2 separate regions of the Mus musculus genome follow, and region 1 is linked to region 2. Evidence: chromatin loops called from intact Hi-C (ENCODE). Cell type or tissue: left cerebral cortex. All regions are shown on one strand. Links, peaks and the distances in the headings refer to the core of each region. The heading gives the core; the rest is flanking DNA.

The links. Hi-C counts contacts between places; a loop is a spot of excess contacts. Peaks named below come from ENCODE experiments on the same cell type or tissue, not always from the same donor. Only the 100,000 strongest peaks of a DNase experiment are listed, where the experiment ranks them.
Region 1: a loop joins it to region 2, with 5 times the contacts of the local background. A loop is called at or near these places in 5 of 42 quality-filtered maps.

What each region holds. Positions count from the first base shown.
Region 1 is chr13:12,100,765-12,113,219 of GRCm38, forward strand. It overlaps Ryr2 (ryanodine receptor 2, cardiac), which reads right to left and starts at 6,181. Exons shown (of 105, transcript NM_023868.2): 1 at 5,635-6,181. The coding sequence starts at 5,682. In left cerebral cortex, for the core only: CTCF peaks have their summits at 3,768, 5,549 and 6,242; DNase peaks (open chromatin) are centred at 3,961, 4,731, 5,370, 5,727 and 2 more places; H3K4me3 peaks cover 3,583 bases; H3K27ac peaks cover 2,559 bases.
Region 2 is chr13:12,158,839-12,171,293 of GRCm38, forward strand. No RefSeq gene overlaps it. Among named protein-coding and RNA genes, the nearest start is that of Gm10336, 21 kb to the right of the region's middle. In left cerebral cortex, for the core only: no CTCF peak of the experiment used is centred there; DNase peaks (open chromatin) are centred at 7,023, 7,822 and 8,635; H3K27ac peaks cover 1,578 bases.

The DNA of each region.
Region 1 (12,455 bases), core at 3,222-8,221, 59 kb before region 2:
GTAAGATCGGTGCCCTTAATGTAAGGAGCACACAGAGACCCCTTCCAGCTCTGGCCCTCAGGACTGAACGAAGTTGTGATTTTTCATCCCCACCAAGATCCCAGATTTTGAGACACACATAAAAGTATGAAGGCAGAAGAGGCACAGAAGAAGCAGAACAAAATCTTTGGGGATAACAAAGTGAGCCCCAAAAGCACACTCAAAAACCATAGAATAGCCCAGCAGGGTGTGCCCTGCTTCCATGATCACATGAAGTAGCTTCACAACAGAGGATCAGGTGAGCACCTTCCTAATGAGTTTCAGGGGAGCATCAGAAGAGGGGAGGGGAGGTTTGGGAAGCAGGGGTTCCCAGGTGTCCAGGAGAGGCGAAGACAAGGAGCAGACGCCACATTTGGCGGAGTGAGGCTGTAAAATGGGGCATCAGGGTCAAACCAAAGAGGGAGGGATGAACAGATGACAAGAAAACCAGAGATGCGGAGAGGGACAAGCAGCAAAGAACAGAGCCGGCTCCCGACCAGGATTCAGGATGTATGCAGACTGTGGCTCAGAAAGGAAGCGGGGGACTGTTCTTTCTGAAACAGGCGGGAAGGACAAGGGGTAGAAATGGGAAGGGATACAGACAAGGTCAAGATAAGGACAGAAAGAACTCCAGGCAGATGTGTGGACCTCGAGCAAGGCTTCGATTTCATTCTCTATATGACTGGAGGAGGAGGGCAGAGGCTCAACCTACCTGAGACTAAAGGGAGGCGGTCTACGTGCTGTTTTTCTCTTTGATTAGTCAGTCAGCCTTGAAATCTTTTACAGTTATAATAAAAGGGAAGCCTTTCTCTGCTTATTGCAAATGTTTCTTCAACACCCAAGATCATGGCATACATGCAGAAGGTGCCTAGCAAACAAGCTACTACATCACCAGAACTTCCCCCTGAGTCTCAGGGGGCAGATGGATGCCTTATCGCCCCTCTCTCCCATTCAGACACTATCTGCAGCCACTCAGGTGGCCCTGGCTATCATCTGTCTTTAGGTAATTCAGTCTTGACTCACATATTAAAAGTTATCAAAGGCCAAAGCACAAATAAGGCAGGATGTCAAATAAATTAATGTTCTGGGTAGTTTAGATCCTGCCCTTCTTGCAAAATGTACACACTGACTTCTAAGTGATTCGGCTTTTGGTTTTCTTTTAAAATCTAATGACGTGTCCTGGACTCTGAGGAAGGGGGTCCATCAGTTCCTTGAGAAAGTGCAATTGGTGTACTTTGATCTCAAGCTATCTGTAGTTTCAAGACCAAGAAAGCAAATGCCCACCGCTGGCTAGATCCTCTCCGTTGACACTCCTGGAGTCAAAGGAAAAGCTTGGGGTTCCTGTCCGCTGCGAGGTACTGTTTTCATGCTAGCGATCTTCCTGACCTCTACAAAGCACTGTGAGCCATTGCCACCACCAGCCCTCGCCGTGCTCATCGCTGACCTTAAAGGTTTCTTTTTACCGCTATGAACTGATTGGCAATTCCTAAGATGCTCTTTGTCACTCAGGAGCAAGATGGACGAGCAGGGAAGGGAATCCTCCCAGGAAGAGCTCCTCCGGCAAAGGTTTCCAGCCTTCCTAATAGAACGATCCCTGCAGCCAGGACCCAAACTTAAAGTCTCTTTGTGTGCTTAATACTAACCATATGACCCAGTGTGTGACCAGAGTAGTTCAGCTATACTTACAATGATGAAAAGCAAAACAAACAAACAAACAAAGCAAAGGACTGAAAACATAACCCCTAGCAAGGCCATTTAATAACGCATATATTCTTAAGTTGAAGGCGTATCTTAATAGCACCTGTGAAATTGTACAAGATTGCTTGAGGAAAAAAAGCGTTAGGCTGGCAATGAATGGCTCCGCAGGTAACTGTACTTTCTGCCAAGCCTGGCGACCTGAGTTCAATTCCCGAGATCCACATGATAAGAAGAGAGAATTAACCTCTGCAAATTTTTCCTTGATCACCACTAGAACACCAGAGAGTACGTATGTATGCATGCGAGCATGTGCGCATGCTCACTTACACACACACACACACACACACACACGCACACGCACACACTCGCACGCACACGCACGCACATGCACACGCACACAGACACGCGCACATGCACACACCAAATAAATAAATAAATAAAGCTTTAAGAAAAACAAATAATCTATGTTTTTAAATACCAAATTACAGTTCATTGCTATGTTGGCAAGCTCATAAAAGTTGTTAAGATAAAAGAAGCCATGGCATCTCAAATCATGCATGTGTCTGGACATGGTGGGCAAATTCATTAGGTGCTAAAGGTTTATTTTATGATACGATGATTCATCTGTCTCAAGGGCTAGGCACACCTGAAGCATTTTCTCAGCCCCTGCAAATATAAACAGATCAGAGGGAGCCTGTCTCCATCTGGTAGGGAAGCCACCTATCACCTGCTGGGAAGGAATCTTGGCAGACAACAAAACCAGCAATAAAGAAAAAGAGAACTGGACGGATGTTAGGCTGACAGTGACAAAACCCTCAAAATGAAGGCATCCCTGATAGAAACAGAGAAGACACAACTCACGCAAAGGCTCCATTAAAGATGTCACCTCTATGTCCCTTAGCAACCATCTCAGACCTCTCTCAGAAAGGAAAAGGGGAGGAGCTGTGGATGGTAGAGATGCTTCAGTGTGCTGGAACGCAGAATCCAAGCCCAATTGACATGATAATGATCAGGGTATGCTAATCAGTTGTGTAAATGCCTGGTGCACAGCACAGCCACAATATCCCCATGACTGATTTTTTTTTTTAATGTACAACAGCTCTGTCTATTACTCTCAGAAAGATTTCAGTTACAATTAGTATGTCAAAATATGCAGTCTTAATGCTCCTTGGTACATGTGCCTTTAAAAAAAAACAAAATGAGGAGCTGGGATGTGCTTAGCACACACAAAGCCCTGCATTCATTCTTTCAGCACTGTATCAACCCGTTGTGAACACACGCCTGTGATCCCAGCACTCAGGAGAGAGAAGCAGAGGAATCAATAGGTCAAGGATAGCCTTAGCTACAAAGCAAGTTCAAAGCCAGTCTGGAATTTTTTTTTTAATTAAAAAGAAAAGGAAAAAAAAAAAAGAAACCAGGTATGGTGAGTCCTATAATCTCAGCCCTCTGAAGAGTGAGACAGGATCTCCAGGAATTCTATGTCATTCATCCTATGCCACATATTCCATAGCACCCTATGTTCACAGGCTATCAAGTGTGAACAAAAATAAATAAACACAAAATGAAATAACTCACAATGACACTTTCACATTTTAAAAATTGTCCCCGGGGGTGGGGAGGGGTGAAGATAATAAAGCGATGGCACGCTTGCCTTTGCTAACCTCATTAATATCACTGAACCATCAACATACTCAGGTTAAAGAATAAAATGGGAAGGACCCAGGGCAGCAGACGGGGGAGCTGGAGAAAGACTTGAGAATTATCGTTTTAGAATCACAAGCTCAGAAAAAGAAGCCTTCCTTTCAGATATGAATGGCACACACACACACACACACACACACACACACACACACACCCTTCTTCACAATGCTACTCCTTCAAGGTCATTTATCATCAGTACAACAACCTACCAATGTTTTATTAAAAGAAGAATCTCAGCCTAGGACTGCCAGACCTTACCCAAGCCCCACTTATCAAAGGTGTCGCTCTGGCTGACAGGCAGCTGCTAAGTGGCACTGAGTTAACATGACTTTATATGTGGAAAGAAAAAAAAAAAAAAAACCCTACAGGCAGGCACAGTACCTCAGTCCCCATTAAACATTCTGATAACAGCACCTCCATAAGCTAGGCTTAGCATTTAAGCCTGCAGGGAGCCCTTGAACTCACAAAACCAGCCAAAATTTCCTGGCTAATTTTAACCCTGTAGAGTGTGGTACAAACTGAATTTTAAAGCCACACAGCAGCTAAAACTGTAATCTGCCTGAAAAACGCATTCCGTGGCTTTTGAGGCTACAGCTTGACTTGTTGAAAACAAAACAGAACTTTTAGACAATTGTCCACTAAGAAACGTAATAAACAATATGGCTAGAAGGCTTCGGATACCTTCATAAGCTATGTCTTAGTGAGGATGCTGTCTATGTATGGGGACAGCCTTGCTCAGCTCAGACCTGTGGTCCACACTGATCTGCACTCACAGGCCTCTCTGCAATGCAAACGACCCACCTCCCAAATACTAGGAAAAAGTAAAGTGTGCAGGGGAATGGCTCCTAATAACACCATTCAGGTTTTATGCAAATAACCTAAAAGTTATCCTCTAGTTAGTATTTCAAATTTTCCCCATCTGTGTGGTGTTTTCTGTGAATCTGGAAGGGACTGTACCTGGAAGTGGAACGTGAAGGCTGCCAGGAAGAAATCCCAGCAGAAAATGCCGTCTTGGGTGGAAAGGAATCCTGTCAGGGGGATAGTCTTGGGAAAAGAGGAGAGGTAAGGAAGGAAAGACTGAGACGATGCAGAAAAGGCTAAGCAGACTGATGTGATAGGGGCTTCTTGCACTTCTTTGGCGCTTGAGCAGGCTCAAAGGTTTGGAGGTGAGCAAGCGGCTAGGAAGTATCTGCAGTGTAGAACAATCAGGAAGGAAGGCAGCAGCGCCAAGTGGCACTTGGAATCTTATTAGAGTGAGGCCGATCTTTCCCTGCCTACCACACTATGTGGAAATCCCGAGCAGCCACCCTCCCCTTGTACACACACACACACACACACACACACACACACACACACACACACAGAAACACACAGACAAACATCACTTGCTTGCAGGCACTCACTTGGCTGCACTCGGTATTCAACAAGCCAGCGTTTAAAGAACGACACATGTTCATGATGCTCAGCCTCTGTAAATTCTTTCATGCGGTCCGTGCACACACACACACAACACACAGGAACGCACACTCACACACACACACACATGCACACACACACACACACACACACACACACACACACACACACACACACGGTTCCAATGCGCTCTGCAAGCTGTCGTCACGAAAACCAGCATGGCACCATGCCGGGAACCGTGGGGACCACCGGAGCAAGCCTCCATGGCATTGGTATCTGCTCGACTTGGGGGCACCCTGGGGGCAGCCTTCTCAGCCCTGGCCAGTCACTATATGATCGACACCGCCAAGTACTCGGATTGCGATGTCTTCACTCCGTGACGGCGCGCAGACTCAGCCCTGAAGCCCCAGGGACGGCGAAAGCCAGAGCCGCCACGCTAAGCGCGCCCCACGGAACACGCAGCCCTGCACCCTAGCCTGAGTCGGTCGAAGAGGTCCCTGGCCAATTCAGCTCCCGCAGCTGGGTAGCGCCCGCCCGGGTGCCTCCCGCTGGCTCGCCACGCTGTCACCGCACTGAGTCCTCTTGGTTTTCCACATGCGCGCACAGACACGCGTCCTGCCCTTCCCCGGGCAGACCCGCACACCTGCACACATGTGGTGATGCAGACCCCTCCAGCATCCCTGGGGCGCCTCTGGCGGACCAGAGGCGGCCCCGCAGCCGGTTGTCACTCTACGGGGACCCTGCGGGGGGCTCCCAGGCACCCCTTCCCCTGGGAGATGCGCGCCGCGACGTGGCACTTACAGTTCTCAGGAACTGGATCTCATCCTCGCCTTCGCCCGCATCAGCCATGGCTCCGCGCTCCTGGCCCGGCCGGCTCCGGAGCCCGGCGGAGCCCCACGACCGCGGCCACTTATGCTGCTGCTGCTACTGCTGAAGCTGCTGCTGCGGCTTCTCTGGACGCTCTAGTCACTGCTAACCAGGATGTTCTAGGGGCTCCAACGGCTGCTACTCGGGTCGCTGCCCCTGCGGCGGCCACAGCCAGGAGCCCGAGGCACCCGGGGGGCCGCGCTGCTGGTGCCGAGAGCCCAGCGGTCGGTCCCCCTGCAGCGCGGCGGAGGCGGGCACGCGGGGGCGGCCGAGGCGCGGGGCCTCCCTGCGCCGCACGGTGCGGGAGGAGGGCAGCCCGGCGTGAGGACGCAGGGAGGAGGCCCCACTGCCCGGCGCGCTCGGCCCCGGCTCCCGCCAGCGAGTGCCCGGAGCCCGCGGAGCCGGGCTAGTGCAGCGGCGGGGGCGGGCTGGGGGCGGGCGGGGAGGAGCTGCCAGCCCCGGCTGCTGCAGGTAATCCGCAGCCCGCTCCTCCGGCCGCCAGCGCCGGGGCACAGTGCCGCTTACTGGCTGCTTGGGGAATCAACTGGCGCGTGCCAGAGCGCTCAGCCATCCCCTGCACCTGTGCCCTTCCTGACCTCAAGTCCAAGGAGCTCAGCTTCCCGCTGAGCCCTGCTACAGTACTTGCCACCCATTTCTAAGGCCTTTTGGATTGCACGGGGAACTCTCCTTCTCCCCCGGTGCACAGAATGGGGAGCCTCTACGTGTGATCGATATTTACACTTCGACTCCCTCCATACGAGATAGAGGTGGTTTTCTTAGTTATTGAGTCAGCATGCACCAGACTCATCACAGATTAAGTTCTCACCACAAGGGGCCTGGTGTGGATGGTCGAGGAGTTTTAACAAATTATTCAGCAACAGGGGTGAGAGAGAAGGCTGAAGAAGAGCACTCACTGATCTTGTAGAGGATGCGCCTCGGTTCCTAGCACCCACGCGAGACAGCTCACAACCACCTGTCACTCTGGTTCCAGGAGACCCAGTGCCCTCTGGCCTCCATGGGCACCTGAAGGTACTTCGTGCACATACATTTATTAGGCACATATGCATAGATAAAATAAGTATATATTAAAAAGTACTCAACGACAGCACAACAATCCCAGCATTCAACGACAAAGTAGGCATCTTGCCATGCATTGTGATACAAGACACACAAATTCATAATGCACCTGCGCAAGAAATTACAATAAAGTATGGTGTGCTAAGGACCAGTCCGATCACTGAATGCGCTAAACTCACACCGTGGTATCCGCGATCTGCCGTGAGAGAGCAAAGTTAAACATTCCTCCACAAATGCCGGATCCAAATCTCACAATGCTCCATGTAATCATAAGCCATCAAATCTCCATTTTAAAAACAGCTGCTGTAAGCCAGCTAGCCGGCTCAGCTGGTGAAGGCACTTGCCACCAATCCTGACTAGATGAGTTCAATTCCAGGGACCCACATGGTGGGAAGAAAGAACTCCAAGTTCTCCTCAGCCTCCACACACAGCCGTCATACACATAAATAAATAAATGTTTTTAAAAGTAGTATGTAACTATGACTAAGAAATAAAATGTCGGAAGCAACTGGGACAAGAAATCCAACACATGTTTTCTCAGTTCTAAGTGTTTTCATTTATATCACTGAAAAAAAATTATAGAGAAAGCAACGTTCCCACATGCCCAACCTACTCATAGTCAGGAGTTATACAATAAATAATTTTGCGTTAACTTATCTCTGCTACACATGTTACAGCATCTGGTACATCATTAAAACTGCCCAGAAATTTTCAGGTGGGTTACATTTTGTTTCCACCTTTCCTATTTTCGTCCTTACAAAGTTAAAGTTTTTGTCTATTTCCAAGAAAAATAAATATCTGTCCTTAAATATTCTCATTTTATAGTGGGATATCCGTATTGTAGAAGGGTACCCCCATCATCTTACCTGAAAACTTGGCAGACTCTTCTGTCACTAGAGGAAGAAACTAGAGGATTGTAGTTAAGCCATCCAAAAGGTAAATTAGAAAAACAACCCTGTAAGTAAGAAGGATTTCAGAACTTTTCATCATAAATATGTTTATTTTAGAAAGACAAATATAATGTGCATATAAACTTTATGCCTGGAGTCTTTAACTCTAGATTTGAGTTACACAGAATTAGCAAGTGGACATTTTCATAGGCACAAAGCTACCATTTACAAAACAGAGCGGGGGAGGCTATTTTGAGTTATTATGAATATCCACAACCTTGTGTTTTTCAGCTTTTATGAAAATGTTTCTTTGTCCCTAGGTTCGTATTGCACATATTCCATCCTTATGCATACTGCTGAAACATGTTTTCTTAATGTTGATTTAGTTCACTAGACTCCTTTTCATATTTTATTATTAATATGTTTTAATTGAAATATAATTATATCACTTTCTCTCCTCCCTTTCCTCTTTCCAGCCCTTCCCAGCTACCTTCCCTCAAACCTCACCCACGTTCCCCACTCTCAAGTTCATAGCTTTTTTCTCTTATTATTGATATGTAAATGTATGCATGTGTGTATTCACAAATACATATAAATACAATCTGCTCAGTCCATTTTTGGTTTTTATGTGAGTGGTTTCAGGGCTAACCACTTTGCACTGTGTGTGTGTGTGTGTGTGTGTGTGTGTGTATGGTTTCAGGGCTAACCACTCTGCACTGTGTGTGTGTGTGTGTGTGTGTGTGTGTGTGTGTGTGTGTGTGTGGTTTCAGGGCTAACCACTCTGCACTGGGTAACCAATAAGGAAGCTCAGCCAAAGTACTTTGTGTATTAAATAGATAGCAACTCTGGACTAGATCTCTGTTACAGTGCGAACTTTTAAAGAATTATCTTTCTAACATACTCCATCCAAAATGAGTAATCACCTTTATGATTAATTCTGTATCCTCCAGGAAAGGGGGATAACCATATTTCCCTTTGTTGTTGTTGTTGGGCTTTAGTTGGTTTGGTTTAGGGAACCAAATATTGCTATGTGATCCATGTAGCCCTCAAACTTGCCGCCTCTGCTTCCTGAATGCTGAAGTTACAGGCATACTTCACTATGCCAAGTCAAATGTACCTTTTCCCCACGTATGTATGGTATGTATTCATGCATGTATACATGTATGGATGGAGGTATGGTATGTGTGCATGCTTGCATGTATGCATTATGTGTGCATTATGTATGTATGCATTGTGTATGTACTGTATGGGTGCATATGACACACGACACACATGTGAAAGCCAGAGGACAGCTTGTCACAGTTGATTTTCTCCTTTCTCCACATGGGTCCTATGGATGGAACTCAAATCATCAGGCTTCGCACCTCTGCCTGCTGAGCTATCTCCCCAGAACCCAAATTTCATCGCTCTATTAAAGAGTTTTTCTACAGTTACCTAGTTCCGAATGGCACAACATAATTCACCATTAGCTTGCCAAGACTCTAGGCATCCTTAACAAACAAAACATTAGAACATGTATAGGATTATTCATTAGACTTACTATTTACCATTTACCAGTGGTATAAACTCAAAATATTAACTTCTCTCTCAGTTGCTCAAGGTTCTCTAAATTTCCTATGTGCACCCACCCTAGGACAGTGTGCCAAGAGTTCCACAGAAACATGACCACAAGTCAGGCCTCAGGTGACATGTCCTGAATCTTTGGGTCTGCATCATGACAGAGATGCAAAAATGACATGAAGGGCAATGGCGGTTATGAAGATGATGAAGATAGAAAGGATAATGAGGATGACAATGATGATGATGATAATGGTGATGATGAAGATGATGAATGAAGATGAAGTGGAGGAAGAGAATGGAGATGAGAATGATAATGATAAAGATAGTGTTGATGATGATAATGATGCAGAGAAGGAGGATAGAGAAGATGGTGATGAAGTCCTATCTGTTGAATATTTACTATGATCCAGACATTTTTTTTTCATTTCACATATTATATTTTAGGAAGAAGGGACTGAGTCTCAAATATTTTACTTTATCCAGGGCCATACAGCTGCTGAGTGAGGCAGGGGTCATGGCTCTTGCCATGACCAAGCTCTTGATCATTATGACATATTCGTCACATAACCTGATCCCAGAGTAGAAAGTTCAAGATTCTAGTTAGCATGGACTGTAGAAAACTCCTGCACAGATCTCTCCCTGGTTGCAGGGCAACCAACCCAGGGTCCGTGTAGCTCTTAGAATGCCGAGTAAAGTCAGGGGAAAGACAGGGATTACTCTGGGTTATAAATAAAACCCAGCTTATGCTTTCCTCCACACTTCAGATGCTTAGGGAAAATTGGTTTTCTGAGATTTTAAGGTTACTCATCACTGTATTATCCATTCCTTTTATTGATCTTAAAATTATTAATCTCCAAACTGTAGTCAGCACTCGAGTTTAAAGGGTCAGGACTGAGCTATACATAGAAGACACGAGTCAATATGATGCACACCGTGGGATCAGAGGAGCTCTACTCGTCACAGAAAGCAGTGAGTGACTCCCCATAAATGGATGCTCACTAACGAGCCACCTTCTCTCCTGAAAGAAAATGTGAGCTTAGGAAATGAGTGTGCCTGTGGAGCCACGCATTCCCGAGGAGAAGTGCTCTCTTACAGAGCTGAGAGTTGCTGTGAAGAGGTATATAGATGTCTGGGAAGATGGTTTCTAAAGAGGTATACATTCCTGAGGAGAGGGCTTCCTGAGATGTGAGACCTTGATGAGATATGGGTTCCTGAGGAGATGTGAGATCCTGAAGAGATTCTGGTTACTAAGATATGAGATCCTAAAGAGATTTGAGTTGTGTTCCTAAAGATCTGGGCTCCTGACAAAGTATAGGTTCTCCAAGAGATGTGAATTTCTGAGTTTTGAGCCTCTGCAGAGGTGTGGTTCCTGGGGTTGAACATTCAGTAAGCAACTAGCAGATTTGTCCTTAACTTACATCTATACTACGATGATCCTTATAGATCAAGAGAAGACGGGTTTTAGACTCCATGAAAATACAAAAATCTATCAGTGATCGGATCCTCCATATAAAATGATATATTTTGTGTTATACACATGATTATACCTACACATATAATCCTGAATTCTTTACACCATCTCTAGATTACTTATAATAAATTAATGGACCTGTTATCCTACTAGTTGTTATATAGTTTAGGAAATAATGACAAGAAAAAAAGTCTACATATGTTGTGTGACACTTTTCCCATGAAGACTTGAACAAACCCTTACACAGGAAACCTATGACAGATGACAGTAACAGTGCCACCAAAGTCCAACTTGGTAAAGCAATGGCTTTTTGCTGCTTGCTTTGTTTTTTGTTTGTTTGGTTAGTTTGAGACAGAGTTCTTCATGTAACCTTGGCTGTCCCAGAAGCAGCTCTGTGGAGTGGGCCAGTCTCCAACTCACAGAGCTTCACCTGCCTCTGCCTCCTTAGTCCTGGGATTGATGGTGCATGCCTTTAGTAAGTGAGTTTTACAAAGGTTACATAAAAGAATATGGGCAATAGGTTATTTACAGGAGCAAAAATAACCCAAAGTCAGCTCTATCATCAAAAGCCCATGACAGCATGGGTGATGGCTAGTAAAAGCTAGAAGCCTGGAACTTGCTACACAACTTACAGGCATCTCAACAGGATATACTGTGTCCTTTCAAGGCAACTTAGTTGGTCAGAGCCTCTTCCAGGCAGCTTGGCTGTTCTCTGTCTTTTCCAGGCACCCAGGCTCGTCTGGGGGAATGCTTCTCTGCAGGACTTACTGTTTGTGTATACTTAGGAAGGGAGAGGTCTGGTAAGTCTGCTCAGTTCCAGAGACTTCCTGAGATTTAAGGAACTCCCCTGCAGGATGGATTGTTTCACCTCCTTTAGAGCATCCTGAGTCTTAGCAAGCTTCTCTCTAAGGTAGAGTGTTATTTATCACAATAAAGATGCGTTTGTTTTCAAATAACTTTCATGAACAATTGGCTGGTTTTCAAATAATTCTGATGGACATTTAGCTGAATCTATGGGTGTAGAACCCTCACGTGTTAAGGGACTGTCATGATTGCCTTATGCTTAAGGTGGTATCCCAAGAATGTCTGCTATCATTTAAAACCAGAGAGGCATGATGTATTGTCAAATAAAGAACTTCCATCTTGCTAGTCCACAAGTGAAAATACGTTAGGTACTCTTCAAGTCTACAACGTCTATGAAATTAACCAAAATAGCCCCCTCTTGTTTTCATCTTCCATTTTACTCAAGTGTCACATACATTAGATGTTTGCCTAGACAGTATTCCATTGGTGGTGGTTGTGGTGGTGGTGGTGGTGGTGGTGGTGGTGTCGACGACGAGGTCACATCAATTCTAGCTTCACCTCAGTTGAATTGCAAGAGGTTCCCATGTTTATGGTAAATTTGGTGCTTTCAAGAGCAGTTTACACGTCCCATGCTGTAAGGAAAAGTAGGAAATTCAGGAAGCTGTAGACACTGACTACACCATGCTTAGCTGAGTACAAATGGAATAAGGTTTTCCTATGAAAACATCATTTTAACAGTTTTTTAACTTGTCATTGAATGCCCTAAGCCTGGTGAAATTCCTAAAGGTGGCAGACTACGGAAAGCGAGTTTGTGGAAAGACTCTCAGAGCTTTAAGCTCACTGTGCTCTATTGGGCTCTAAGTCATGACACTTGGCAGGATTCTAGGCTTACTTTCAGGTAGCAGGCATACTGAGCCACTAGCAAAAATTTACACCAGTCGTAGAAGACAAAG
Region 2 (12,455 bases), core at 4,172-9,171:
CAACTGCCTATAACTCCATCCCCAGAACATCTGACGCCCTCTTCTGTCCTCCAAAGTCAGGGCAGCTTCAGGGACAGCCAGCTGTCCGCGGACTCTGAGCTCACTTTTATGCTGCACTCTTTCCATCTGGAAGTCCTTGACACCTCTTGATCCAGGGGCTCTCTCTATCATATCACTGCTCGTGGGATAGCCTTATCACTTACTGCACCCACTCCTGATAACACACTTCAGGGACTCTTCTACCACAGCTGCTGTGATTTACAAAAAAGACAGAGCTGTCTCAATATGGGTTAGGAATGTGGATTGTCAAGGGGGGCCAGCAGGTGCTGTCACTCACCCAAGTCAAAAGAGAGGCTACATCTGCAGCAGAATGTGAAGTGACCTCTGGAAGAAAACTAATAGGCAATATCGGGGGGTGGGGGTGGAGGATCCTACTAGCACCTCAGAACTGGACCGAAGCCAGAAATCTCTGCCTAATCTTGCTATGTGACAGCTGGGAGCAGTTCAGACTCTGGGGAGCACAGGTAGAGCCAGGGTTAGACAAGGCTGCACCTCAGCAGGTGGCTCAGGCTGCAGCGAACTCCAGCAAACAAGGAAGATCTATTATTGATCTATGTGTCCCCAGGGATCCTGGTGGGCTGCTGAGCAAGGGCCAGGCACTCCAGACATAATTCTCACAGCCCATGTGACAGTGGCAGGCTGTTAGCAGGGAAAATACGGTGCCTAAAGCCTGGGTGGACAGGCAAACAGCGTTTTACTGGGGCTTAGTCAGGATTAGCAGCTCACAGCCCTGGTGTCTGATTTCCTTTGCTGCTGTGTAGTTTTTGTCAAAATCTCAGAATTTAAGATGTAGCTCATCTTCAGTGTTTGTGCTGAAATCAGAGCACACATCCCCCGTCTCCAATCTCTATCTCCTCCCTCTGCTTCCCTCCTACACCTCCCTCCCCCCATCTCTCTTTCTCTCTCCTCTCCTCCTCCTTTTGAATGGTGTCAGACAAGGACAGAGATGTATGCATGTGCATATATACGTTTATGTTTGTGTAGGTATACAAGCACAAACTCTCCCATGCGTGCCTATGCGTCCCCACCTCTTGGCCTGTTCTCACTCACTCTCTCACAAGCCCCTCTCAGTCCTGTGAACACTGTGCTTGGTCACACTGCCTCCTGCCCCAGCCAGCTCTGTCAGACTGACCTCTCTGACACACCGTTCACATTCACACCTCTCAGGGAACAAGGTCTCAGGGATTCTCAAAGCACCATAGGAGTGGGACCTTCAGTTCACACTACAATCACATTTCAAGGCCTGCAAACTCTGTGACAGAGCACCTTATCCACCACCCATCTTACCATCTATCCACCGGCATGTCAAACAACACCGCGAAGCCTCTGCCAGAGCCAGGGACTTGGCCACCTGCCCAGGGACATTTGTATACAGGACAGGAGTCCACTACCAGCTCTGCCAATGTCTGTCAAGACAGCATCCCACAAGGCCACACCAGGACTCTGCCCAGTCTGTTACTGCTCCTTTTCTTGCCTGTTAAAATCATTCTTAGGGCTAAAGAGATGGCCCAGAGGCTAAGAGCATTTGCTGTTCTTATAAGGTACCCAAGTTCAACTCCCAGAATCTGAACTAGGTAGTTTCCAACTGCCTGTAAATCTAGCTCAAGGAAATTCAATGCCTCTGATCTCCATGGGAACTGCATTGAAGTGCACACAACCAAAACAGATATCCACACACATATACATAATTTAAAATTACATACATACATACATACATACATACATACCATCACTCTCCCCTTTCTATGATAATTCTGGACTTGTGAGAGCAGAAGCAGCCTCCGCATACAAAATGACACCAGCGAAATTGTGTCTCAGAAATGAAAAAAAAGAAAGAAAGAAAGAGAAGAAGGGAAGAAAGAAAGAAAGCTCCATTTCATTCACTGATACCAAAGACCATGCATCCTTCCAGATGAAGATGACTGTAGCCACAGTTGACAAGGTCACAGACAGGTTTAATGGCCAATTTGAAACTTAAGCTGTCTGCAGGGCCATTCATGGCATGGGTGAGTCAAATGACTCTGCTCTCTGACTGACAAAGAGCCAAAGGCATTGTCTCAAGGAATTTCTGACCAGCAGAAGTTGTGGAATATTTGTCACAAGTAAACAAATATACAACAACAACAACAACAAACATTCTCAACTCTCGAGTCACCCACTGTGACTCCCTACCCCTTACAAATCCCCTTCTGGAACATCAGCTCCTCGGTTTCTGTAGTGGTCTCACTACTTACCAGGTATGTGACACTAGGCAAACTTCTTGACCTCACTCATAGAGTCTTAGTTCCCTCATCCTGAAAAGCAAGGATTATAGTATTAAAATTGCATATGTGGTTGTTGAGGAATCTAAGTAAGATTTTGTCATTAAGTATTTACCAGCAGGGTGAAGCATTGCCCTCCATCTCTTGGCTCCCACCTGTGGTCTGACATGTGCTTTCTGCTCTGGCTGACCTGTTTCCTGGTTCGGACTGTGTCCTCTGGTCGAGTTTTCATTTCTGGGGACCAGGAATAGTCATTTGTCTTTGCTCTACAGTGGCAGAGAGCTCTGTTCCCAGTGGGTATGTGATAAGTATTGTCTTAGTTGCACTTCCCTGCTCCGCAGCAATAAGTGTCTTGGGATGAGGACTGGAGAGCCACCTCTCCATACCACCATCTGTTCTAGCTTGTTCAGGGTTCTGGATGCCAGGCAGAGCTAGCCGCTGAGAGCACACAGGCCCAGCCACACACCTAACACTCCTTCTATTAAACGAGCAGGAGAGAAATAGTCTCCACGGGATCAGGATCTACAGAATAAGTATTATTACAAAGGAGATGTATTAGATTATCTTACACAACACAATCTGTATAGTTCAACAATGGCTGCCTATGTGCTGGAGAGGCAAAGAATGAGGTAGCTCTTTGGTCCCCAAGTCCCCAAGACTGGAGGTCTCAGCAGTCCAAGCATGACACTTAAAGACTGGAGTGTTCTTGGAGAGGCAATGGTCTTCAGTTTACATTGACAAGACAAACTGATTTCAAATGGCAGCAAAGGACAGCAGCCACCATGACAACAGAGTAGATGTGCTCACCTGGAAAGATTGAAAGTGGGTTCCTCAAACCTCCTTATACCCAGGCTGCTGCCTAGAAGGTCTTTCGCACCGCTTCTTCCCCACCCTTGCCGAGTTAATCCTTCCTGGCAATACTCACCCACAGGTGTGTCTCTTAATTGATCTCAGACCCAATCAGATTGACAAACAAGGTTGATCATCGCAGGAATAACGCAAATCTGAGCTCCTGCCCCTTGCAAAGCAGAATAGAGTTAGGCATTTCCTAGAGGTAGAGAGCATGGTCAGTTTATCCCAGAGGATGCAACTTTACCCAATCCACCCTGTTCAGACTTTCTAGTTGCCCGGGAAGGATCTCCATCAAGTACTGTGGGCCACTGAGGTAGGTGCCTGATAGCAAAGGAGTTGCCTAAGAAGAGAGAGAGGTCCAGGAAGGCAGAGTTATGGAGGCAGAGGGGATGGCCGGTGTGTGTGCTGGCCCTTACTGTTTTCTCATTGGTTGTCATGGACCAGTTTTCCCTCTGTTGGTTTTAGTTTAGATTTTAGTTGTAGTAGCCCAGCCTAGCCTCAAGCTCACAGCAATCCCCCTGCAGCAGCCTATCAAGCCTATACCACTGGGCATATACACCACTCTAGCTCTTCCCTTGGCATAGCTAGGTCATATGGTATCTCTCTTCCTTTAGCTTTTTTAGAATTGACCAAAAAGAGTTCCATATTGACTGTACGAGTCTGCAGTGCAGCCAACCACAAACGAGGGTTTCCATCTCCCAACATCCTTGCCGGCACTTGCTTTCAATTTGGTTTTTTTTCCCCCCTCCTCAACTTAGACATTTAGAGTGGGGTAGGATGAAATTTCAAAATAGTTTTCATTGCCGTTTCCCTAGAAGCTAAAAATGTTGAAGACTTTTGAGGTCTTTCTTAGCTGTTTTTATATCTTCTTTTGAGAAAGAGCTGTTTAGAGTTCTTTAGCCCAGTCTTTACACTAGGCGTTTGTTTTCTTGGCTCTGTGATTTGGATTCTTTGTGTATTCTGGCTATGCATCATCCTCTCTCAGATGTACGATGGCAAAGCCTCTGCCGCACTCTTCGGGCTTCCTCTTCACTCATTTTCTTTGTTGCACAATAACATTTAGCTTTCGTCAGTTTGGCTTGTTCGTTTTTGAGGTTCGCTTATCAATCATTGGCTTTCATTCCTGAGTGAATGGAGCCCTACTTCGGAACCTTCTTTCCTGTAGCTATGTTTTGTCGAGTATGGCTGCCTGTGTTTTCTTCTGGCAATTTCAGTGTTTCAAGTTTCACTTTGTAGTCTTTGGTCCATTTGGAGTTAACTTTTTTGTTGTTGTTGTTCAGCGTGATAGATAATGGGGGTCTACATTCTTCTACATGTGGAGACCTGGCTTTCCTAGTACCATTAGTTGGAGATTTTATCTTTTCTCCAGTGTGTATTTTTTACATCCTTGCCAAATATTGGATGTGTGTGGTTACACACTCTCACATCTGGGTCTTCTATTTTGTTCCATTGATTTGCATTTCTGTACCAGGACCATGCTGTTTGTATTGCGATAGCTTTATAACACAGCTTGAAATCTGGTATGGTGATCCCTCTATCACGGTTTTTCCTAAAGACTGCTTTGATTATCCGGAGTCTTTTGTAGATCCTTCTGTGAAGACTGTTGAAAAGACTCCAGCATTCTTCTCCTCAGGTTGCTCAGCTACGTCCATTGTTGCTCTAGTTATAATAGCCAGAAAGTGGAAACAACTTAAATTTCCTTCAACTGACGAATGGATATTGATAATGTAATACATAGACACTGTGGACTATTATTCGTCATAAAGAAAAATAAAATCAAGAAAATTTGCAGGTAAAACAGATGGAACTAGAAAAGATTATAGCCAAGAAATCCAGATCCAGGAAGATAAACATCACGTGTTCCCTCTTATTGGTGGTCCCTAGCGTCCAGTGTGCCGTTGGGGGAGGAGCTTTTCAAACTAATCCTCCACTAATTGTACTAATTTTGTGCTCTCGAGTGCCAGTTCAGTATATCCGTTGTTCCTTTCATGGGGCTTTTTCCTCGGGTGCCGGGTGATTCCTTTGTACACTTTATTGGTGGACGGCTGCACTGGTTGCATTTCTACTGCGGTGTTAGAATGCCCTGACAGAGACCGTTCTGGGAGGATGAGCACAGTCCATCTTAGCAGCAGGAGCATGAGAGCAGTCTGCCAGGCAGGAAGAACACTGGTCAAGCTTCATGCCCATTCACAAGAATTGGAGAGAGAACAGGAAGTAAGGCCAGGAGATGGAGCACCAAAGCCTCCCCCAGAGATATACTTCATCCAGCTCCTAAAATGCCCACAACCTTCCCAAACAGTGCCACCATCTCAGGAGCAAGTGTTCACATACGTGAGCATATGGGAGACACCTCCCCCAAACCGCCACATACACACACACACACACACACACACACACACACACACGTGCACCTCTCCCTTCCCCTCTCTCCATCGCTATTGTTTTTTGAGACAGAATTTCGCTTTGTAGCCCTGGAACTTGCTTTGAAGACCAGGCTGACCTCAAACTCACAGAGCTCTGCCTGGGTCTGCATCCCAAGTGCTGGGATTAAAGGCGTGCACCACTGTGCCTGGCTGACAGCTCTTATTCACACTGCAGCAGTAACTCACATCCAGGCCACTCCAGAGAGGAGGAACATGTAGTGCACCTTAGTGGACATAAAAGGACAGTCCGAACCACCAGACTTGGTACTCAGGTACTTCATTCTCTGAGTATGGCTATTCACCTAAGGCCCTGCTCTCAGTCATCAGTCTCATTTAGAGACAAGGTACTGGTACAATTTGGACAGAAGATTAAAAAAACAAACAAACCCTGGTGTTTTAATGGGGGTTGGGGGAGGCAGGGCAGAGGTGCTTTTGAGACAGAGCCTCTGGTAACTCAGGCTGACCTTGAACTCCTGACCCTCCTGCTTACTGATTCCAAGTATTAAGATTACATGTATCTTACACCACTGGGGATAGAACCTGGCATCTTTAAAAAGCTAGATAGACACTGTACTACTGAGATGCCTCCCTACCCATTTTAATTTTTTATTAGTGTATATTTGGTGTACAAAAAATAGGTTCAATAGAAACATTTGTGTTCAAGAACATCATGTTCTGTGATCAGACGTATTCCCATTACCTTCTCCTACCCTCCTCCGCCCACATCCTGATTATTCCCTTCCTTTTCCTAAATAGTCCACCTTCAACTTTCATGTGTATACATACATATCACCCAGGTTCTACAGGAGAAAAAAAATTATTTGACTTTCTGAATCCAGCTTATTTGACTTAATATGATCTCCAGTTGTATATCCACTTTCCAGCAAATAGTATTTTGTTCTTGGTGACTGAATAAAACTCCATTGTGTGCATATGTATACATACACACACACACACACACACACACACATATATATATTTTATATATATATATATATATATATATATATATATATATATATACTACATACACACACATATATATTACATTTTATCTGTTCACCTAGAATAGGACCAAAGTAAACATAAATTTGCAAGAATCCCTGCGATTTGCTGACTCGAGTCTTTTGCGTATATCCCCAGGAGTGGTATAGCTGGATCAAATGGTCATTCTATTTTTAGCTTTCTGAGGAAACTCCATTCTGACTCTCTTAACAGCTGCAGTCAGTCACACTCCCCCCTGCAGTGCAGAAGGGCTCCTTCTCCCCCAGCGTCTTCTATCAGTGTTTGTTGCTGTTTGGTTGGTTAATGATAAATAAGCCTTTGGTTCTGAGGACAGTGGGCAAAACTGCAAGAAATGTTCTCTAGATCTTATGCTGGATTATATAAGAGTGGATGCTCACATTCTGGGTCTCTCTGTGCCTGAGCCAAGCTTGAATACTCTGGTACACTGCTGTCTTCTAATGTGTGTGTGTGTGTGTGTGTGCGTGTGTGTGTGTGTGTGTGTGTGTGTGTGTGTGTGTGTGTGTATGCATGCGCATGTGTCTCCTCGTAAAGGGAACGCTCTGATTCTTTAAAGAAAGAAAAAGAAAAGAGCTTCAAGGGGGAGAAGATGGTGCTCAGTTGTCAGAGTGCTTACCTTGGATACAAGAAGCTCTGGGTTTGATCCCCAGCATAAACTGGGTAGGCTGGCACACACACCTATAATCTCAGCACCCAGGAAGTAGACAGACTAGGATTTCAAGATCATCCTTGGGTGCATAGGGACTTCAAGGTCAGCCTGGTCTACACAAAATCCATCGTCTAAAAAAAATTTTTTAAACACTTTAGGAAAAAGAGACTGTTTTGTTTTGTTTTGTTTCCAGTTTGGGGGTGGGTCTGGGAGAGGGAGGAAAGGAAAAGCAGAATGAGGGGGACATCAGGAGGCCATCGGTGCTGTCCTCCCTTTAGTCTCTTTCTGGACCCATTTGCTGGCAGCCCAGTTGGCTTTTGAAAGTATCTGAGAGTTAGCAGCTAGCTCCAGTGAGAAAAGCCAATCTCTGCTCCCCCGGAGAACTCCATTAGTAATCTATTTAACCAGTGGCTTCACCTGAGAGAGGACAGACAGCAGCCCACAAGAGACCTCCCAACTCCTTAGAGAGCTCTCAGAAGCAGCTGTGTCCTGCTTCTCAGCCTTGACAACGCTTCCTACTCCTTCCGCCTACAGGATTGTTCTAGAGAAAGACATTAGTGCAGGCATTGCCTCCCCCCCACCCGAGCAACCGAATGCAGCTAGATGCCTTTGTTAACACTCTCTGCAGGTTGCGAATGTCCTGGGAACAGAAGGGGAGCAGAAATCCTGCACTCTGGGAATAACAGCAAAGCTCTCCAAAGCTGAGAGCACAAAACAGATCCCTAAGAACACGGAGAAATTCAGTATGTCTACACTCAGAAACACAAATTTACAGAACACAAACATAAATACCAAATAATCACTGGCAAAATTTTAAACCAGCAATGTAAGATGATTTTGAAAGTCTGTTTGAAGGACTCAGAATTCATTTTCCCATGAAACAAATGTTATAAATACATATAAAGAAGCCATTGGTGCATATCTAACATTGAGCCTGGAATCCACTTCAGGGAATGTGTCCCCAGAGATTAGTGCAGTGGGGGGAAAAGGAACCAAAGATAGCCAATGGCTTGCTGTTGTTAAATGCAAGAACTAATACTGATCACGCCACAGAGTAAAATATTTCAAAATTATTTAGAAAAATGAGTCGTTATGCAGATATCAAAAGTGGCCGAGGGCTGAAGAGGTGGCTCAATGGTTATGGACCTGGCTGTTCTTCCAAAGAAACCTGCTTTAAGACCCAGGACCCACGGGTCACTGTCTGCAGCTATCTTTAACTCCAGTTTTGGGACATCTGTTACCTTCTTCCGGCTTCTGAGTGCAGCAGGCACTCACACTGTGCACATACATGCAGGCAAGAATAAAAATAAATTTAGAGCTGGAGAGGCGGCTCAGCTGTTAAAAGCACGTGTTGCTCTTGCAGAGAACCCAGGTTCCGTTCCCAGCACTCACATGGTGATTCACAACCATCCATAACTCGAGTTCCAAGGAAGCCAATGCCTTTTCTGACTTTCCAAGGCACCCGCTGTGCACATAGGGCACACAGTACATGTAGGCATAGGTCGTAAAGCTAGAAAGGAAAGGGGCTGAAGAAGTAAGGGAGAGGTCCTGGAGCATGCGTAACATGGAAACAGAAAAGAGGTTAGTTAGTGTACAGGTCAGAGGTGCAGAGGGGGACTTAGACATGGAAGAAAACAGTGGGAGAAGGATCAACAAAAACAAATTATGTCATAATAAAAACTAGAATTCTGTATGCTAATGTTAAAAAATTAATTGAAAATAAAATGACCATTGTCTTGAAAAATCACAGACAAATGCATAAAGGTGTTTTCACAATTCTGCTTTTTAAATGTGTTTTTAAAAATTGTGTGTGTGTACACAAGCCAGAGCCACATGGTGGAGGTCAGAAGACAACCTGCAGGAGGAAGCAGGCAGAGAGAGAGAGAGCTAGCCTAGCTCCAGGAGGAAGCAGGCAGAGAGAGAGCTAGCCTAGCTCCAGGAGGAAGCAGGCAGAGAGAGAGCTAGCCTAGCTCCAGGAGGAAGCAGGCAGAGAGAGAGCTAGCCTAGCTCCAGGAGGAAACAGGCAGAGAGCTAGCCTAGCTCCATGGCCTTTCTATGGGCTGCCAGCAGGTGCACCCCAGATTAAAGGTGGATCTTCCTACCTCAAAGAGCTGGATTATAGTGCCAGGCAGTTATGGTGCTTGCGTTTAATCTTGGCACATGGAAAACAGCACCAAAGAAATATCTGAGTTTGCAGTCAGCCTGGTCTACAGAGTGGTTCAAGGGAGGGAGGGAGGGAAGGAAGGAAGGGAAGGAAGGGAAGGAAGGAAGGGAAGGAAGGGAAGGAAGGGAAGGAAGGAAGGAAATAAAGATCTGGGTTATAATTGGACTTCCCACTTCAAATCAGTTAATTAAGGAAAAATCGTTCACAGTTGTGCCCAGACATTTGGGTTTTAGTTCATTCCAGATGTAGCCAAGTTGATAACCAAGAGTAGCCATCACAACCTTTTACTATAAGGAGTGTCAAAGGGCAAATTACAACAATTCCCTTTCAAGATCTTAACTGGCCTTATTTTTTCACCTCCAGAAGTGGACAACACAGTATTCCACAGGACAGTGTAAGGACCACAAGGAGGCAGACAAAGATTGGAGAAATAAGAAATAAAGAACATAGTGTCTCAGTCATTTCAAAGTTACTACTCTTGTAAATCAGGGACAGAGACAGAACATTCTCTGTGTTGGGATGGTTGCTTTTCTGCTCATTTCTTTTTGGATAAGGATTAGAAAGAATGGCGTTTCATCACCATAAAAATTGAAACCAGTCCATGGGGAATTTGACTGTTCCCTCTCATTTCTTCTGACTTCTGGAAAGGTTAGATAAACAGCTTAGTTTGCTGATGTAGAACTTTAGCATGAGTGACACCATTTTTCTTTTCAGTCTCATATGTTGAGGCCCAAACAATGGTCTCCAGTAATGTTTATTTAATGGAACTATTGGGAACTGTATATCAACCATGCATTCCCATTTTATTTCATCAGTGGAACCAATATCCATGACCATTATCTAAAAAGAGATGATCGCTGGACTCTGTGCAGGTACATGCATGGGGTGAGCTTGCTGATGCAGGAGGATTGTGAGAGCCTAAGCTCCACTCTCTACAAAGCCCTCCTCTTTTATCATTCTCTGCTCCTTCATGTTTTCTCACTCGCTTGCACATCACTCCCTCTCTAGCACTGAAGCAGGCACAGGTGTAGACACAAGTACACAGACATAAACACGTGGCTCCACTCCAGTCCACTTGTGTCCTCTACAGCCTCTGAAGAAAATGTTCCCTCTCATATGAAACAAAAATCTTAGAATTTGGAAGGTACTTTGGGATTATCACTGCTGTTTTACACACTCACATACACATAAATGCATGCACACACATGCACACATCCCTTCCCAGAATGTCCCAGATGTATTACTGTCATCTCGGACTCTGATGGGCCTTGAGAAAGTCTTATCCCTACTGTCAGTGGACAGAAAGGAGGTTGCAATAGTTCCTAGGATCTACAACTCAATTCTTCTAATCTGCACTTCCTACCCTCCCTTCTGCTTCATTCTTCTGACTCCACGTTAGTGCTAGAAAGGAAAGAGCAAACTGCAAAGTCTCCTCCTTTTTTTTTTTTCTCCTCTTTTTAAAATAAATCTCTGACTTAGAAATGAAGATCGTTATGGTTTGCACACAAAGATGTCCTAGTTTTTATTGTCAACTTGACACAACCTAGAGTCCTCTGGGAAGAGGGAGCATCAATTGAAAAATTGCCTAGATCAGAGTGGCCAGTAATATGTCTATGGGGGCATTACCTCGATGGCTAATTCTTGTTTTTCAAGACAAGGTTGCTCTGTGTAAAACCATGGCTGTCCTGGAACTCACTCTGTAGATCAGGCTGGCCTCAGTTTGCAGAGATGTATGCCTCTGCCTCTGCCTCTGCCTCTCTGCCTCTCTGCCTCTCTGTCTCTCTGCCTCTCTGCCTCTCTCTCTGCCTCTCTCTGCCTCTCTCTGCCTTTGCCTCTCTCTGCCTCTCTCTGCCTCTGCCTCTCTCTGCCTCTCTCTGCCTCTCTGCCTCTGCCTCTGCCACCTCTGCCTCTGCCTCTGCCTCTGCCTCTGCCTCTGCCTCTGCCTCCCGAGTGCTGGGATTAAATGTGTGCTATCATCACCCAACTTGACTGCTAATTGATGTAGGAGCTGGGACCAGCGCCGTTCACTTGGCAGGCATCATAAGAAAGCTAGCTTGGCATGAGCCTGAGAGCAAGCCAGAGAGTGAACCAGCGGGCAGTGTTCTTCCAAGGCTCCTGCCCTGACTTCCCTCCATGATGAATTGTGACCTGGAAGTATAAGCCAAATAAATTCTTTGGTCACCAAGGTGCTTTTGGTCAGAATATTTCATCACAGCAACAGAAAATCAAACTAGAACAAGAGTTTCTCCCTGCAAGGCTAATATGAATGGCTAGCCCCCAGCTGGTAGCACCGTTCGAGAGATGATCGGATCATGAGGATACTAGTTTCATTGGTAAGTTCAGAGCTAATGGGCTATTAGGAGGTAGGTGGAGTAGCTGAGCCACTGCAGATATACCCGAAAAGTTTGTATCTTAACTCTAATCATCTATACCCCATCCCCACTAGACACACACACACACAGAGACTCGTGCACACGCACGCATGCACTCGAGCATGCAGATGCATATCTCTGGTCATCATGAGGTTAATAGTTTTCCACTCATATTTTTGCCTTGTCATGGGCCTGAGAAAGCAGTAGAAGGCAGTAAATAGAGACTGGGACATCTGAAACCATGATCCCAAATCAACCTTTCTCCCACTAAGTTATTTTCCTCAAGTATTTTTTCACATTGATAAACTAGAAAAAATATTGTTATACTCATAGATCTGCACCTTGTCCATTAGTCATCAAAGAGGCTTTTTCCCCAGCACATGGGAGTGGGTGCAGAAACCCACAGTCAGACATTATGCAGAGAGAGAATCTTAAACTGGAGGTCTCCATCTGGTCCCTCCTCTCAGAGCCTAGGGAACCCTGCAGAAGAGGAGGAAAGATTGTAGGAATCGAGAGGGGATGGAGGACACCAGGAGACCATGGCCCACTGAATCAACTAAGCAGGGCTCATACTGGACACAGAGACTGAAGCAGCAAGCATGAACTCTGCAGGGGTCCACCCCAAGTCCTCTGTGTGTATGTTGTGGCTGT